2 separate regions of the Homo sapiens genome follow, and region 2 is linked to region 1. A link is an interaction called in ENCODE POLR2A ChIA-PET data of the cell type or tissue named here. Cell type or tissue: Panc1. All regions are shown on one strand. Each heading gives the region's core, and the rest is flanking DNA. Links, peaks and the distances in the headings are about the cores only. Region 1 overlaps RAB12 (RAB12, member RAS oncogene family). Region 2 has its middle 48 kb from the start of NDUFV2.

Evidence for each region. Peaks named below come from ENCODE experiments on the same cell type or tissue, not always from the same donor. Only the 100,000 strongest peaks of a DNase experiment are listed, where the experiment ranks them.
Region 2: POLR2A ChIA-PET joins it to region 1 with 13 read pairs; 3 of 35 experiments call an interaction of 5 or more read pairs at or near these places.

Annotation. Positions count from the first base shown.
Region 1 is chr18:8,639,063-8,647,399 of GRCh38, reverse strand. It overlaps RAB12 (RAB12, member RAS oncogene family), which reads right to left. Exons shown (of 6, transcript NM_001025300.3): 6 at 8,017-8,337. Among named protein-coding and RNA genes, the nearest start is that of RAB12-AS1, 6.9 kb to the right of the region's middle. RefSeq lists enhancers at 1-375, 376-998. In Panc1, for the core only: no CTCF peak of the experiment used is centred there; no DNase peak of the experiment used is centred there.
Region 2 is chr18:9,050,986-9,059,322 of GRCh38, reverse strand. No RefSeq gene overlaps it. Among named protein-coding and RNA genes, the nearest start is that of NDUFV2, 48 kb to the left of the region's middle. RefSeq lists a silencer at 3,744-3,853. In Panc1, for the core only: no CTCF peak of the experiment used is centred there; a DNase peak (open chromatin) is centred at 3,902.

The sequences.
Region 1 (8,337 bases), core at 252-8,251:
TTGAGGAGGTAGTCTGTCCCTTAGCAAATCTTGAGCACTGTGCTGGGAGATCTGCTGCTCTCTTCAGAGCCAGCAGGCAGGAACGTTTAAATCTGCTGAAGCTGCGCCCACAGCCGCCCCTTCCCCCAGGTGCTCTGTCCCAGGGAGATGAGAGTTTTATCTATAAGCCCCTGACTGGGGCTGCTGCTTTTCTTTCAGAGATGCCCTGCCCATTGAGGAGGAATCTAGAGAGGCAGTCTGGCTACAGTGGCTTTGCGGTGCTGCGGTGGGCTCCGCCCAGTCCAAACTTCTCAGGGGCTTTGTTTACACTGTGAAGGGAATACTGCCTACTCAAGCCTCAGTAATGGTGAACACCCCTCCCCCCACCAAGCTCTAATGCCCCAGGTCGACTTCAGACTGCTGTGCTGGCAGCAAGAATTTCAAGCCAGTGGATCTTAGCTTGCTGGGCTCCGTGGGGGTGGGATCTGCTGAGCTAGACCACTTGGCTCCCTGGCTTCAGCCCCCTTTCCACAGGAGTGAATGGTTGTGTCTCACTGGCATTCCAGGCTCCACTGGAGTATGAAAAAAGCTGCAGCTAGCTCAGTGTCTGCCCAAACAGCCACTCAGTTTTGTGCTTGAAACCCAGGGCCCTGGTGGTGTAGGCACCCAAGGGAATCTCCTGGTCTGCAGGTTGCAAAGACCATGGGAAAAGCATAGTATCTGGGCCGGAATGCACTGTTCCTCATGGCAGAGTCCCTCATGGCTTCCCTTGGCTAGGGGAGGGAGTTCCCTGACCCCTTGTGCTTCCCGAGTGAGGTGACACCCCACCCTGCTTCTGCTTGCCCTCCAGGGGCTGCACCCACTATCTAACCAGTCCCAGTGAGATGAGCTGGGTTCCTCAGATGGAAATGCAGATATCACCTGCCTCCTGCATTGATCTCGTTCATAGCTGCAGACTGGAGCTGTTCCTATTCAGCCATCTCGTGAGCCACCCAATAAATAAAATTAAAAAAAAAGAAAGAAAGAAAAGTTGCTTCTTTTTAAGGCTGAATAGTTAATATTCCATTAATTATCGTACATGTATGTACATGCCAGATTTTGTTTACCCATTCATCCACCAATCGACACTTTCTTTGTTTCCACCTTTTGGCTATTTTGAACAATGCTGCTATGAACATGAATGTATAAATATCTGTTTGAGTACCTGTTTTCGGTTCTTTTGGGTATATACGCAGAAGTGACATTGCTGGGTCATATGGTAATTCTATACCTGATTTTTTGAGGAATCACCATACAATTTCCACAGTGGCTACACTATTTTATATCCCACTTAGCAATACATAAGAGTTCCAAATTCTCTACATCTTCACCAACACTTGTTATTTTTTCACATATAATTGCCATCCTAATGGGTGTGAAGTGGAATCTTGTGGTTTCAATCTGCATTTTCCTAATGATGAGTGACATTGAGCATCTTTCCATGTGCTGTTGGCTATTTGCATATTTTCTTCGGAGAAATGTCTATCAAGTCCTTGCACATTTGTTAATTGGGGTTTTTGTTGCTGCTGAGTTCTTTGGATAGTTTTGGTTTTTCTCTATTATTATGTTCTTAATTTCATTGAGTTATGCTTCATCTTTATTATTTCTTTTCTTCTGCTTGCATTGGGTTTCATTACCGCTTCTTTTCCTAGTTTCTTAAAGTGAAAATTTAGATAAGTTATCCAAGACTTTTTTCTTTTCTAATATAAGCACTTAATGTTATAAATTTCCTCTGTGCACGACTTCAGCTACATCACACAATTTTTTTTTTTTTTTTTTGAGACAGAGTTTCACTCATGTCACCCAGCTGGAGTGCAGTAGCGCAGTCTCGGCTCACTGAAACTTCTGCCTCCTGGGTTCAAGCGATTCTCTTGCCTTAGCCTCCCGAGTAGCTGGAATTACAGGTGCCTGCCACCATGCCCAGCTAATTTTTGTATTTTTAGTAGAGACTAGGTTTCACCTTGTTGGCCAGGCTGGTCATCATACAAATTTTGATATATTGAATTTGGGTTTTTGTTCCATTAGAAGTACTTTAAAATTTCCCTTTTAACTTCTTTTTTACATATGGATTATTTGAAAGTGTATTGTTTATCTTCCACATATTTGGAGATTTTCCAAATATTTTCTGTTATTATTATTCCAGTTTAATTCAGCTGTGGCATAATACATACTTTATATTATTTTTTAAAAAATTTATGGCACAGAATGTAATCTATCTTGGTGAATGTTTCATGTATATTTGAAAATACAAATTTTTCTTTTGATAGTGTTCAATTAGGTTGAGTTTAATTAGGCCACATAAGTCAAATAGGTCTTCTGTAGCCTCACTGATTTGCTATTGACTTGTTCTGTTGACTGAGAAAGGAGCATTGAAATCTCCAACTGTAATTCTGAATCTGTCAATTACTTGTAGTTTTATCAATTTTTGTTTCATGTCTTTCGAAGCTCTGTTGTTAGGTGCATACACATTTAAGATTACTGTCATGTCAGTGAATTGACTCCTTTATTATTATATAATGCTCCACTTTTTCCTGGAAATATTTCTTGTTCTAAAGTCTGCTTTGTCTGATAGCAATAGAACCACTTCAGCTTTCTTTTGATTCGTGTTTTCATGATACCTCTTTTTTCATCCTTTTAACTCATCCTTAAAGTGGGTTTATTGTAGACAGCAAATAATTAGGTCTTTAAAAAAAAAAATACAGCCAGGTGCAGTGCCTCACATCTGTAATCCCAGCACTTTGGGAGGCTGAGGTGGGTGGATCACGAGGTCAGGAGTTCGAGACCAGCCTGGCCAATATGGTAAACCCCGTCTCTACTAAAAATACAAAAATTAGCTGGGCATGGTGGTGTGCGCCTGTAATCCCAGCTACTGGGGCAGCTGAGCCAGCAGAATAGCTTGAACCCAGGAGGCGGAGGTTGCAGTGAGCTGAGATCATGCCACTGCACTCCAGACTGGGTGACAGAGCAAGACTCTGTCTCAAAAAAACAAAAACAAAACAAAACCAACAAAACAGTATGACAAATTTCTTCTTTCAATTTGTAAGTTTAAACTGTTTATAGTTAATGTAATTGCTAATATAGTTGGATTAAATTCACCATCTTGGCCGGGTGTGGCAGCTCACGCCTATAATCCCAGCACTTGGGAGGCTGAGGTGGGCAGATCACTTGAGCCCAGTTCAAGACCAGCCTAGGCAACATGGTGAAACCCCATTTCTACAGAAAAAAAAAAAAAAAAAAAAAAGCTGGGCATGGTGGCACATGCTTGTAGTCCTAGCTACTCGAGAGGCTGAGCCAGGAGAATCACCAGAGACCAGGGAGGTCAAGGTTGCAGTGAGCTGTGATCATGCCACTGCACTCCAGCCTCAGCAACAGAGCGAGACCCTGTCTTAAAAAAGGAAAAAAAAACCCAGCATCTTGCTAGTTGTTTTCTATAGACATTTAAAGTCAGTGCTCATCTTATAATGATTTGTGCATATAGTGATTGCTAGCAAATTTAAATGACACTAAGAACATAAGCCATTTGGGCCATCTTCTAGTTGGTGGGAAGTCAAAATCCTGCTTGGATGGTTATTACAAATAAATAAGGAACATGCTACTATATACTTAAGCCAAAACGTTAGTAAATCTGTTCAGACTGTGAGAAGACAGCAAGGAGTCTAAAGACCTGGGGCTCTGACCCAGCTCTACCCCTTGCTAGCTACAGAGATCTGGGCAAGTTGCCTAATCTTCCTGAGACTCAGTTAAATAGACAAAACAATACCGTCTACAAGCAATTAGAGGAACTATCTCTAAATCTTGGGTACAGTTGAGGAAAAAAAATCTCTTCATTTGGGGAAAGTCCAGAGAAAATGGAATTTCTGAATCTGGATGACAAATGGAATTTCTGAATCTGTTTGATGACTTGTCACAGTAAGCTTGCGAGTATTTTTGTGTACAGGGAGAATAATTAGAATATATGTATAGATCAGTGACTGCTGCAAGGATGCAAATGAGAAACTAGGGACTTCAACTAATGCAGAAGGTTGGAGAAGAGGATTTAATTCAATGGGGCTTGAAGACCAATCGGATGTAGGGAATAGAAAAGAAGTCAAGGACTCCCAAGTTTCAGATTTGGGAAGCTAGGTAAATAGTGGTTACTTTCACTGAGGTATGAAATATAAGAGGACAAGTTGGAGGGGGCTGGTTTATAAATAGAAGGTAATATCAGTTTTAATGTCAGTTGATTTAGAGGTGTCCATAAAACCAAGGTGGAGATGCCAGTAGGTAGTTTGATGGGTGTATTTGGAGTTCAGGAGTAGTCTTCACTAGTCTTGGAAGTCATCGGTGTACAGGTAGAGGCTGGGCCACTGTACACTGACAGTTGGGCCCTGACCTCTCTCTACTCTGAGCTTCCCCAGGACTTGGTGCGTCTTCCGTGGATTCACAGAGGCTGCTCTGCCGCGTGTTCTAGTTATGGATCCGCCATCCCTTGCACCTGAAACTCGAGGGTCGTTGTATTGATCTAGGCCTTGCACAAAGCAACCACACAGCAAATTTCAACTGTTACTACAGTGTCACAACAGAAATAATGGGTTCCTTCTATCACGTCCTGACCCACTCATCACTCTTATGCAGCTTGTAAGCCAAGTTACAAATTCTAGGCAACGCGTAATCTATACACAAGGACTTTCCCTCTCCCTGGTAATGTAAGTCACTCATGGAAAAAGACCTAATTTGAGGAAGCTTGTTTGAGAGCTGGAGACATGCGAGGTAAATCTCCTGTTCTGTTGTCATCAACTAATATTCACCCCTCACATTTCATTGTAAAGACTTTAAGCAATTAGTTAAATTAAACCAGCTGCCCACTAGTGACTCCATTTTGAAGCCCCAGGAGATAGAAAGAGAACCAGCTGGAGATGAGTGTACAGAGAATGAACCTGTTGTTTCCCCACTGCTTTACAAGAAATCCACTGTAATTCTCCACAAAGCTGCTCAACTCCAGGATGTTTAGCATCCAGTTCACAGACCAGAAATACAACTTTGTGGCCCCAACAAAATCTGCAGATCTTGTGGTCTTGGGTGGTTTTTATTTGTTCTTAGATTATGCTCCTCTCCATCTACATGGATGACTGAAAATTCCTTTTATATCTGGCTCTATTTACTTCAGAGTCTCTGTGAGAACCAAATAAGACACTAACCTAGGACAATGAGCTATAAACGTATAAAATATTACTTGCGACTGTTCTTCAAAAAGACAGTTCCTAGCTGGGCATGGTGGCTCATACCTGTAATCCCAGCACTTTGGGAGGCGGAGGCAGGCAGATCGCTTGAGCCTGAGTTTGAGACCAGCCTGGGCAACATAGTGAGACCCCCATCTCTACAAAAAATAGACAAGGTGCGTGCACCTGTAGTCCCAGCTACTCAGGAGGCTGAGACGGGAGGCTCACCTGAGCCTGGAAAGGTCGAGGCTACAATGAGCCATGATCGCACGAGTGCACTCCAGCCTGGGTGACAGATAGAGACCCTCTCTCAAAAGCAAAACAACAACAACAACAACAACAAAAACACAATAGGACAGTTCCCTTAAAAAATCTAGAAGAATGGCCGGGCACAGTAGCTCACACCTGTAATCCCAGCACTTTGGGAGGCCAAGGCAGACAGATCACTTGAGGTCAGGAGTTCAAGACCAGCCTGGCCAACATGGTGAAACCCGTCTCCACTAAAAATACAAAAATTAGCTGGTCATGGTGGAAGGCACCTACAATCCCGGCTACGTGAGTGGCTTGAGTGTGGAGCATTGCTTGAACCTGGGAGGAAGAGGTTGCAGTCAGCCGAGATCGCACCACTGCACCAGCCTGGATGAGTGTGTCTCAAAAGACAAAACAGAAATCTAGAGGGATCAAACTGCATTTCAGCTGATCAGACAATGGACTGCTGGGCTGTCCAAAGGTGAGACAGGCCACTGACAGCATGAGAACCACTGGCCAAGCAGATACTGAATAACCAGCCCCTATGACAATGTGGGAATTAACAGTCTAGAAAATTTAGCTCTAGTCCCACGCTCACAAATCGTACTCATTGGAAGAAAAACCCAAAAGTATACTTACTGGAAAACCTAAGAATAAAAATTTAATCAGTCTGGGCCAGTGGTTCACACCTGTAATCCCAGTACTTTGGGAGGCCAAGGTGGGTGGATCACCTGAGGTCAGGAGTTTGAGATCAGCCTGGTCAACATGGTGAAACCCCATCTCTACTAAAAATACAAAATTAGCTGGGTGTGGTGGCGTGCACCTGTAATCCCAGCTACTCGGGAGGCTGAGGCAGGAGAATTGCTTGAACCTGGGAGGTGGAGGTTGCACTGAGCTGAGATCACGCCATTGCACTCCAGTCTGGGCAACAAGAGCAAAACTCAACAACGACAACAAAAATTAAACTCAAGAGCTATAAACCACACTGCCTTCTTGCAAAGTCCAACTGTAACCCCCAAACTATCCTACTAAACAAGGATAGCACTTTTGTTAATACTACAGTTGACAGACTGAAAATGCAGAAACTAAGATTGAGTTGTAAACATAAAATAGACCACAGATTGCTGAATGAGCTACAAATGCCCATGCCAAACACCACCGTTTTTTTTGTTGAACTCATCTTTGAGGATCTGTTTCTTGAGATCACTCCTGGTTCCAGGTCCTCTATCAGTCAGGAAGACAGACACCAATGCGGGATATCTAAACAGAAGGATTTAATACAGGGGACTACATGGTTGTTCAAATGCTAAACCAATGAAGTGAAGGAAGCAGCTACCAACCCTAGGGCCCTGGGGGCAAAAAGGGGAGGGCACTGCCACAACTCAGGAGCTCAGAGGAAGGACCCCTGCAAGACTGGGTCCAAGCTTCTGAGGAGGGGAGTGCAGACTCGGAGGAGCAGGACCCTGGGGGGCAGAGGGACTGCTGAGGGTACAGTCCAGCAGGGGCTGGAATGACCCAGCTGGCAGGACACTGAGAAGCCCAGATGCCACTGGTACCTCTGACAGGGCACAGTGAGGTTGGAGCCAGGGGTCCCGCAGGAAGCTGGAGGCTAGAGCTGGTGGTCTGTTGTTGCTCCAGGGAGGCTGATGGGAACGGAAAAATGGCAAGCAAGCCCCTTCTTCCCTCCTGCCAACTTCTAGCTCTCCATCAGCAGATTTTAACAGGAAGAGCAAGAGGGTTTGGCAAATATAGTTGGGAGTCCCAACCCCAGCATCACAGAGCAGAACACAGAAGGGCAGGGTGGGAGGTGAGGGTAGGTAAATCACCAGCAGTCGTAATCGACTGTGGCTGATAAAGGCATATACACGAACTAAAAATCTTTTCTGGAGGACACGACAATCCAGTTTGCTACAGCTCAGTGGCACTAAAGAAGTCCCTGCACACTGCTGTGCTGCCATCGCCACCGTCCATCTTCCCCAGCTGAAACTCTGCACCCAGAAACAATGCTTCATCCCCTCTCCCGCCCTCCTGGGAACCACCATTCTACGTCATCTCTATGAATCTGGGTGCTCCATATACCTCATGTAAGTGGAATCAGGCAGTATCAGTCCTTCTGGGCCTGCTTATTTCACTCAGCGTAATGTCTTCAAGATTCATCCGCGCTGCACATGTGACAGCATTTCCTTTCTTTTTAAGGATGAATATCCCATTGTTTGTAGAACACACATTTTGTTTATCCATTATTTTGCTGATGGACATTGGGGCGGTTTCCACCTTTCGGCTCTCGTGAACAATGCTGCCGTGGGCACTGGTGTACAAGTACCTGTTTGAGTCTCTGCTTTCGATCTTTTAGATATAAACCTAGAAGTCAAATTGCTGGATCATATGGTAGCTCTATGTTCAGCCCTTTGAGAAAACATCAAACTCTTTTCCCCAGTGGAGGACTATGCTTTTCCTGTCTAAACACTCAAAAGGATTAAGCTGTGGAGCTCATGGAGAATACTGTCATATATACAATTTATAATTGGATAAATAAATATGGCAACTCAACTTCATTCATAAATACAAAATTTTATTTGCACTTCATTAGTGTAGAAAGACCACAATGCTTTTCATACCACAACACTCAAGACACACCAAGTTATTCAAATACATAATTACTTAATTACCTTGACTAAACAAAACAGTGCAGTTTAATAAAAGATATACCAAAGATAGAGTTCACAAATTCATCATCAGACCAAAAAAAAAAAAAAAAAAAAAAAAAAAAAAAAAAAAAAAAAAAAAGAACACAGTCTAGGCTTAATCAGAATAAGCTTCACCGTAAAGAAGGGGGAAGTTTTATCATTACAAAGGTACAGAGTGTTTAGGC
Region 2 (8,337 bases), core at 252-8,251, 410 kb before region 1:
AGGATTGCTTGAGACAGGAGGTTGAGGCTGCAGTAAGCCCTGATCATGCCACTGTACTCCAGCCTGGGTAACAGAGCAAGAACCTGTCTCAAAAAGAAAGTAGGAAATACTTAATTCCAATATTTTTTATCCCTTTGAACTACACTGCCATCCCCAATAGGAAAAGATAAGAAAATGGAAAGATGATGAAATTGAAAGATGCCAGAAGCCATTTTGATAAGAAGTAGGAAGCTCTGTACTTCTATACATATATAATACTCTTATTTCACAGAGTGTATTGGCTGAATTTTTAAAAATCTTTATCTTCCCCCATACAAAATAGCCTGTCTTATTTTAATGTGCAAAATTTCTTATTACTCCTCTTACTCACTGTTCCAAGCATTTCTATAAAAGGACAAACATGATATCTCAAACTGAAGTCTACATCACTGACTTCCAAATTAGATTCTCATTATTTCTATCCTCTTCTGCTCTCATGTCTTACAACAAAAAATGCATTAATTGCAGACAGTCTCTGAATCAGGCTCCTGCAATAGGGTTGGTGAATTAATGGAAGTTTCCGCATCATTTAAAAAACGAAGAGCACTAGTACAAATTCATTGTTTCTACAGCAGGGATTTTTGTGGGTAATCATTATCTGCCTGAGTCCAAAGACAGAGATATAATTACATTCTTCTCCGGGGAATGGTCTGTTGAGAAAAACACTTCCAGCTTTGTTGCTGAGAAGCAGCATTAGGGCTGGAAAAAAAAAAGAAAGAAAGAAATACCGATTATCATGTGTTCTGGAAGGGAGGGACTGATGGTCTGAGAAGGAGGCATGTACACTGCAGGTTTTTGAGTAGAGAAATGTTTCCTCTAGGTCCTGAGCTTTTTCTATGCATTCCAGACCATCCCTAGGTTGTGATACTGGGTAACCAAACAGGCCTATTTTTCAGGGTACCCGAACAGCCACGTATCAGCTCTCCAACTATAGGGTTGTCACTGTGCTGTCCACTACAGGACATAGGAACTTCCCACATCAGCCATGTGTTGTTTCCCATACAATGGGTGGGTTTGGTAGCTTGGTGAATGACAGTCCAATGACCAGAACCAAAGAGGATTGTTAACAAGGGGATTTTCTTACTTGCAACAGATAAGAACACCTGGTCCCAAAGCAGTACCTCCCGGGACTGGGAGCTGGATCTAGTTTTTATAAGCAAAGGGTAATGAGGCATGATCTCACTGGATCCTGCCATGGGGTGACGCCACAGCTAGATCTGATTGGATCCTGGATCCTGCCATGGGGTAACGCCACAGCTAGATTTGATTGGATCCTGGATCCTGCCATGGGGTGACGCCACAGCTAGATCTGATTGGATCCTGGATCCTGCCATGTGGTGTCCACTTCTTAATCCAGTCCCCTGCCCTCAGCCTGAGCACTTAGGTTCCCCCTGTGATTCTTGGTTCATCTGGGCATGCCCAGGTCACGTGACCCAAGGGTCCAGGGCAACTGAAAAACAACCCACAACTTTGTTACATAAAAGATGAATCAGATGGGTCTGGTGCTATAATGTGACTATGGAACCTGAAATATGGCTACTTTGAATTGGAATGTGTTGTAAATGTAAAATACATTTTGGATTTCTAAGACTTAGTACAAAAAATATATATAAACCATCTCATTAATTTTTACATTGATTACATGTTGAAATCAGAATATTTTGGATATATTTGGCTAAATAAAATATATAATTAAAATGAGCTTCACCCATGTCTTTTTGCTTTTAAAACTGTGGCTACTATAATTTTTTATTTTTTTGGGGGGACAGTCTCACTCTGTTGCCCAGGAGTGCAGTGGCACAATCTCAGTTCATTGCAACCTCCACCTCCTGGATTTGAGCGATTCTCCTGCCTTGGCTTCCTGAGTAGCTGGGACTACAGATGCTCACCCTCACGGCTGGCTAAGTTTTGTATTTTTAGTGGAGACAGGGTTTCGCCATGTTGGCCAGGCTGGTCTTGAACTCCTGACCTCGAGTGATCCCCCTGCCCTGGCCTCCCAAAGTGCTGGGGTTACAGGCATGAGCCACTGCGCCTGGCCTGGAAAATTTTAAGTTAAATGTATTTCTGTGGGAAAGCACTGCTCTAGAAATTCAGAACAATAGAATAATTGCATGTCAGGGAGAAGGAAAACAAGAAAAAAATAAGTATGCTGACTTTTCTTCCTCTTCTGGGTCCTGAGGGAATTAGAGAAGAAAAATATATCTTATATCTTAGAATTTTCGAGCTAGCAAAGCCATTAGAAATGACTGAGTCTGATACTTCTCAAAGCAGAGAACCTATCAGCTTCTGAAAATAATTCATAGATGGGGAGGAGTCCTCAGAACTCAGCTTGAGAAGCTATGGTGGCATCCAGCGAACTTACTTTGTAGATGAGGAAACCAAGACTCAGGGAGTCTAAGTGGCATAAGGGCAGCCTGCTAGTCAGTGGAGACCTACGACTAGAAACCAGGTCCTCCCTTCGCCCGCTCTCCTCTCTGGTACCCTATGAAAATGTTTACTTATTTATCTTCTTAATAAGAATAACAAATAACAAAAATTTCGTGCTTTTATTTTTAAAAACATATCAGTACTGCGCATATAGAAAAGTGATATTATCCAAATAAATGTCAAGTTCAGTTCACTTCCTTTCACTCAACTGCCATGACACTTCCATATTTCCCTTTTATTCCAAATATCTTAAGATCCCCTTCGGGGCTTTATATTCTATTTTCTGCCACCCTGATGAGCCTTAAAAAAACCTCATTTGGATAGCTGCTTCTCTGGATCTAGACAGGATTTGAGGGGATTATATTTCCTTTCCAGATTCTTCTCCTTTTCAAATTAATGTTTCCTCTTTAAAATATATACCCTCAACCTATTCAAAGTCTTTTCTTCAGGATGGCTGTTAATAAAACGTGTCTTGTAACAACAGTGTCTATGGCCTCCCTGCAGCCAACTCAGCTCACTGAGAGGCGGCCCTCTATAGTACACTCTGATAAACTTCTTTAGTTTCCTTCTATTGTAGTACCATATTTCCTTAAAAAAAAATCAGCCGGGCGCAGAGGCTCACGCCTGTAATCCCAGCACTTTGAGAGGCCGAGGCGGGCAGATGACCTGAGGTCAGGAGTTCGAGACCAGCCTGGCCAACATGGCAAAACCCTATCTCTACCAAAAATACGAAAATTAGCCGGGCGTGGTGGCGGGTGACTGTACACCCAGCTACTCAGGAGGCTGAGGCAGGAGAATTGCTTGATCCCAGGAAGGGGAGGTTGCAGTGAGCTGAGATTGTGCCACCGCACTCCAGTCTAGGTGACACAGCAAGACTCTGTTCTCACAAGAAAAAAAAAAAAAAAAAGAAAAGAAAAAGAAAGAACATTCCAGGAATGCTCCAATTGTGTTTTTGCTGTACTTTTTGTCTTGCTTGGTGTAGATGAAGCCCTGTAGTGGATACCTGGCAGGCTTTGCCATAGTGTTTCCTTGGTCTAAGGAAGTTCAGCCTTGCACTCAAGTTCTTCACCCCTGGGGCAATTGTGAAATTGACTTTAGTAATTAAAAGTTCTCTTTTATCTTTGTTTACTCTGAATGCTTTAGAATCATTAAATACAAATATTAGAACTGTCAGTGCTCTTTAAGATAATCTACTTAGCCCACCAGTACTTTCTCTTTCTGTCTACAATTGAAAGAAAAATGAGATTTTGGAGTCTCTGTGATTACTTTGCAGAAGAAAGCTATTATGAAGAAATAGTCTAAGGAACTAACTCATGCCAGGTAAGTCAGTGTTTCTGTTCATTTGGTGATGACTAATATTGGCATTCATCTGGCTGTTGTTAAGTGTAACGATTTAAAATTATTATATTGTGTAACCAAAAGATGGCAGTACTCCCTCTTCCTGTTTGGTTTTAGGACAAAATGGAAAGGTCATTTTGTTCTTACTACATTTTTCCCTTTACTCACCACAAAATGAAAATAATGAGTAAAAGTCACATAAGCAAATAAATAAAATATATTCCCAACCTCTTTAGTACAACCCTAATTACTTGATATAGCCATATCTATGCAAAAGAATGCAAGTCATTTTCTTTTCTTTTCTTCACTTGGTTTACTTTTCTAACAGTAGATGTTTGCTTCTATTTGGAACATTTAAAACGATGGCACCAGAAACCTCCATGATCCTTCTCAAAGGAGAGAGAACATGTCAGTTTCACTGAATGGTAGTTCATGTCCATACATGCCAAGAGAATATTGGACAAAAGCAAAATGCAGCAATAGTGATAGTTTATTTTCTGGTCATTACATTTCCCAAAATTATTACTCCACTCACCCTACCCCATCTTTTCTGAGGCATCTATATTGATTTATCCTTCAAATTCCAGCAATATTTTTATTTTATTTATTTATTTTCTTGTGAGATAGGCCACTAGACAAGTAATATTCTATCTAGAATATTACAGTTACACCTAGACCAAAGCTCTGTTTAAATAGAAAACCATACAATTTGGCATTGCAAATAAATAATTTGGCACCTGATGGCACTGAACTCCCTCAAAAATAATTATTCTAATTCATTCTCTTTCAGGTGGCTACATACAAAGCAAAGTTGTGGACATCTGTGTTGACACATTGTATGTTGTAGTCAGATGGGCTTGAATTCCTGCCTAGACCTTGCTAGGCACTGTGATTTGGAGCGAGATGTGCAACTTTGGGCAAGTTTCTGCCTAAGAAAAACGAGGATAAAATATCTAATTCTCAGGCTTGTTTTGAGAATAAGGTGAAAAGATATCTATACTGTGCCTAGCAAACAGTAGGCACTCAGTCAACCTAAGCCTACTTCTTTCCTATTAAGAAGACAAACATGTACATCCACTATTACTGTCAGCTGCTCAATAGAAGAAAATAAATAGGCTATATGTCTATAAATATTCTGTTCCTTTAGGAACAAATATTTAATTGGTTTACATGTTCCACATGGACTATTGTTGAAATCATTCATTCAGCAACTTCTATAGCAGTAACTAACATTTACTGTGTGCCAGGGCCTTTCTAAATGTCTTTACACATATTAACTCCTTTTCCTCGCAGCATCACCAAGAAAAGATGCTATCATCCCTATTTTACAGCAGGAGACTTGGAGTCACAGAGCCGTTAAGTCACTTGTCTGAGGTCACACAGCTAGATGAAAATCCTAGGATTCAAATCCAAGCAGACTGCCTCTGGAGTCTGGGTTCATAACCATTATGCCATTGCACATCTCTGAAACCACCTTTGCAAAAGTTATAATAGTGAGAATACTATGGCAGTGAAAGAGATCTGACTTAACCAACTCCATCTTGCCTGTAACCTCCATTCCTGGGTGTGGGCCAAGCTAACTTTGGGAGAAATCTATCCTTAAAGCAAGGATGATAATATCCCTCCCCAAATTAAACTGCCTTAGTAAAACTAATGAAAGGCCACAAGGTTAGGGTTATGAGAAGAATCTGAGTTCTGCAAAGATGTAGGTATAGTTAAAGAATAACCAGTCATTGTTCTGGTGGTCACAAGATTTGTAACTTCTCCAATTACTCCTATAAATAACCTCTACTATTGTAGAACCTAATATTGGCCTTTGGAGATATCTTTTCAGACTTTAGCTTTTCTGATGACCAAGATGACTCCATTTGGACTTATGACTCAATGGGTCCTGTGGCCCCCACCCAGAAGCAGACTCAGGGCATGAGGACCATTTTCCACATCCCTATGATTGCATCCCCAACCATCAGCAGCACCCATTCCCTAGCCCCCTGCCCACCAAACTATCTTGAAAAAACCCTAGCCTCTGAATGTTTGGAGAGGCTGATTTGAATAATAATAAAATTCTGCTCTCCTGTTTAGCTGGCCCTATGTATCTTGAACCCTTTCTCTATTGCAATTCCCTTGTCTTGATACATTGGTTTTATCTGGGCAGCAAGTGAGAAGAACCTGTTGGGCAGCTATAGCACCAGTTTCCCTGCTGAAAAAGAAGAGGAAAAGTACATTGAAAGGATGTTTTTTTCTCCTGATGTTTGGAGAATATGAGGGACCTTTACTGTTGAGATGTTAACTCAGCAGAGAAAAAGGGGGAGTGGACAAACAAGAATGTATCTAAAAATGGTGAGGGCAGCAAAGAATTATGTCAGAACTGTTGGGAATCCCAGTACTAGGAGATCTTCCATCCTGTGGCTGTGAGTTACCGTGGATATTTCTCTTTGTTCATTAAGACATTGTAGGGACATTTAGTATTCTTCAGAAGCCTCAGCTCTCCATTTTGCCATGGCAGTTATTAGTTCCATTAAAAGGTGAAGGCTTTCAGAGTGAATGAATTCTCCTTCCCTTACAGCCAGGGAATGAGCTTCTCAGGTATAAGATAATATGGCATTGTTCCATATTCCATTCCCAACCCTGAGCTAAAGCTAGTGAAGGTGGTAGACTTTCAAGGTCATTTAGACCCAAAACATTCACTGGGGCCCTAGTTTGCATAGTCACAGGTCATCGCTCTACCCCTTTTATTACTAACTTGTGGATATGAAGCCCACCATGTTTCACCATATTCTGCCACTGCCATCCAAAATCCCAATTTTCCTGGTCTTCCAGTCCCTCCTTCTCCCAGCCCCTACTGCTGTGCTTCCCCTTGTTGTCAACCTCCTGTCTTACACTTTCCAAAGTGTTTGCTGGACTTCCTATTCCACTGTAAAATCATCCTAGCCTGCCATTTGCCTTTTAGCATTAAAAAAATTGAAAAATGTTACTTAGTCAAATGTACTGAGTTATTTTCTCAGTCTTTCCTCCCATTGTTTTTATGGTTAAGAAGTTAGTAAACCACTTTTAAAACCTCATCACCCATCTTATAGAATAGTTTTCCCCACAATAGGTAGCTTGGGTGGTTTTAAGAGCCAATAGACACCAGAGTTGTGAAATTTGCAATTCATATTTAAATTTGACACTTAGGCACTTAAGTAGGTTTTAATATTTATATAGTAGGTCTAAATATTCATATAGCCTGGTTTACATATTATATAGCAGGTCTAAATATTCATATTTAACGAGAGCAAAACTCCATCTCAAAAAAAAAATCAGATATTGTGAGACTTACTCACTACCACGAGAACAGTATGGGGGGAATTGCCCTCATGATTCAATTCTCTCCCACTGGGTCCCTCCCACAACATGTGGGAATTATGGGAGCTACAATTCAAGATATTTGGGTGGGGACACAGCCATACCATATCATTCCATCCCTGGCCCCTCCCAAATCTCATGTCCTCACATCTGAAAACCAATCATGCCTTCCCAACAGTCCCCCAAAGTCTTTTTTTTTTTTTTTTTTTTTTTGAGACGGAGTCTCGCTGTGTCTCCCAGGTTGGAGTGCAGTGGCGCGATCTCGGCTCACTGCAAGCTCCGCCTCCCAGGTTCATGCCATTCTCCTGCCTCAGCCTCCCAAGTAGCTGGGACTACAGGCGCCCGCCAACACGCCCGGCTAATTTTTTGTATTTTTAGTAGAAACGGGGTTTCACCGTGTTAGCCAAGATGGTCTCGATCTCCTGACCTCGTGATCCGCCCGTCTCGGCCTCCCAAAGTGCTAGGATTACAGGCGTGAGCCACCGCGCCCGGCCTCCCCCAAAGTCTTAACTCATTTTAGCATTAATTCAAAAGTCCACAGTCCAAAATCTCATCTGAGACAAGGCAAGTCCCTTCTGCCCATGAACCTGTAAAATCAAAAGCAAGTTAGTTACTTCCTAGATACAATGGGAGTGCAGGCATCGATAAATACACCCATACTGAATGGGAGAAATTGGCCAAAATGAAGGTGCTAAAGGCCCCATGCAAGTCTGAAATCCAGTGGGGCAGTCAAATCTTAAAGCTCTAAAATGATCTCCTTTGAATTCATGGCTCACATCCAGGTCACACTGATGCAAGAGGTGGGTTTCCATAGTCTTAGGCAGCTCCATCTCTGCAGTTATGCAGGGTACGGCCTCCCTCCCAGCTGCTTTCACAGGCTGGTGTTGAGTGTCTGTGGCTTTTCCAGGCACATAGTGCAAGTTATTGGTGGATCTATTATTCTGGGGTCTGGAGGATGGTGGCCCTCTCCTCACAGCTCCATTAGGCAGTGCTTCAGTGGGGACTCTGTGTGGGGGCTTCAACCCCACTTTTCCCTTCTGCACTGCCCTAACAGAGGTTCTCCTTGAGAGCCCCACCCCTGCAGCAAACTTCTGCCTGGACATCCAGGCATTTCCATAAATCCTCTGAAATCTAGGCAGAGGTTCCCAAACCTCCATTCTTGACTTCTACGCACCTGCAGGCTCAACA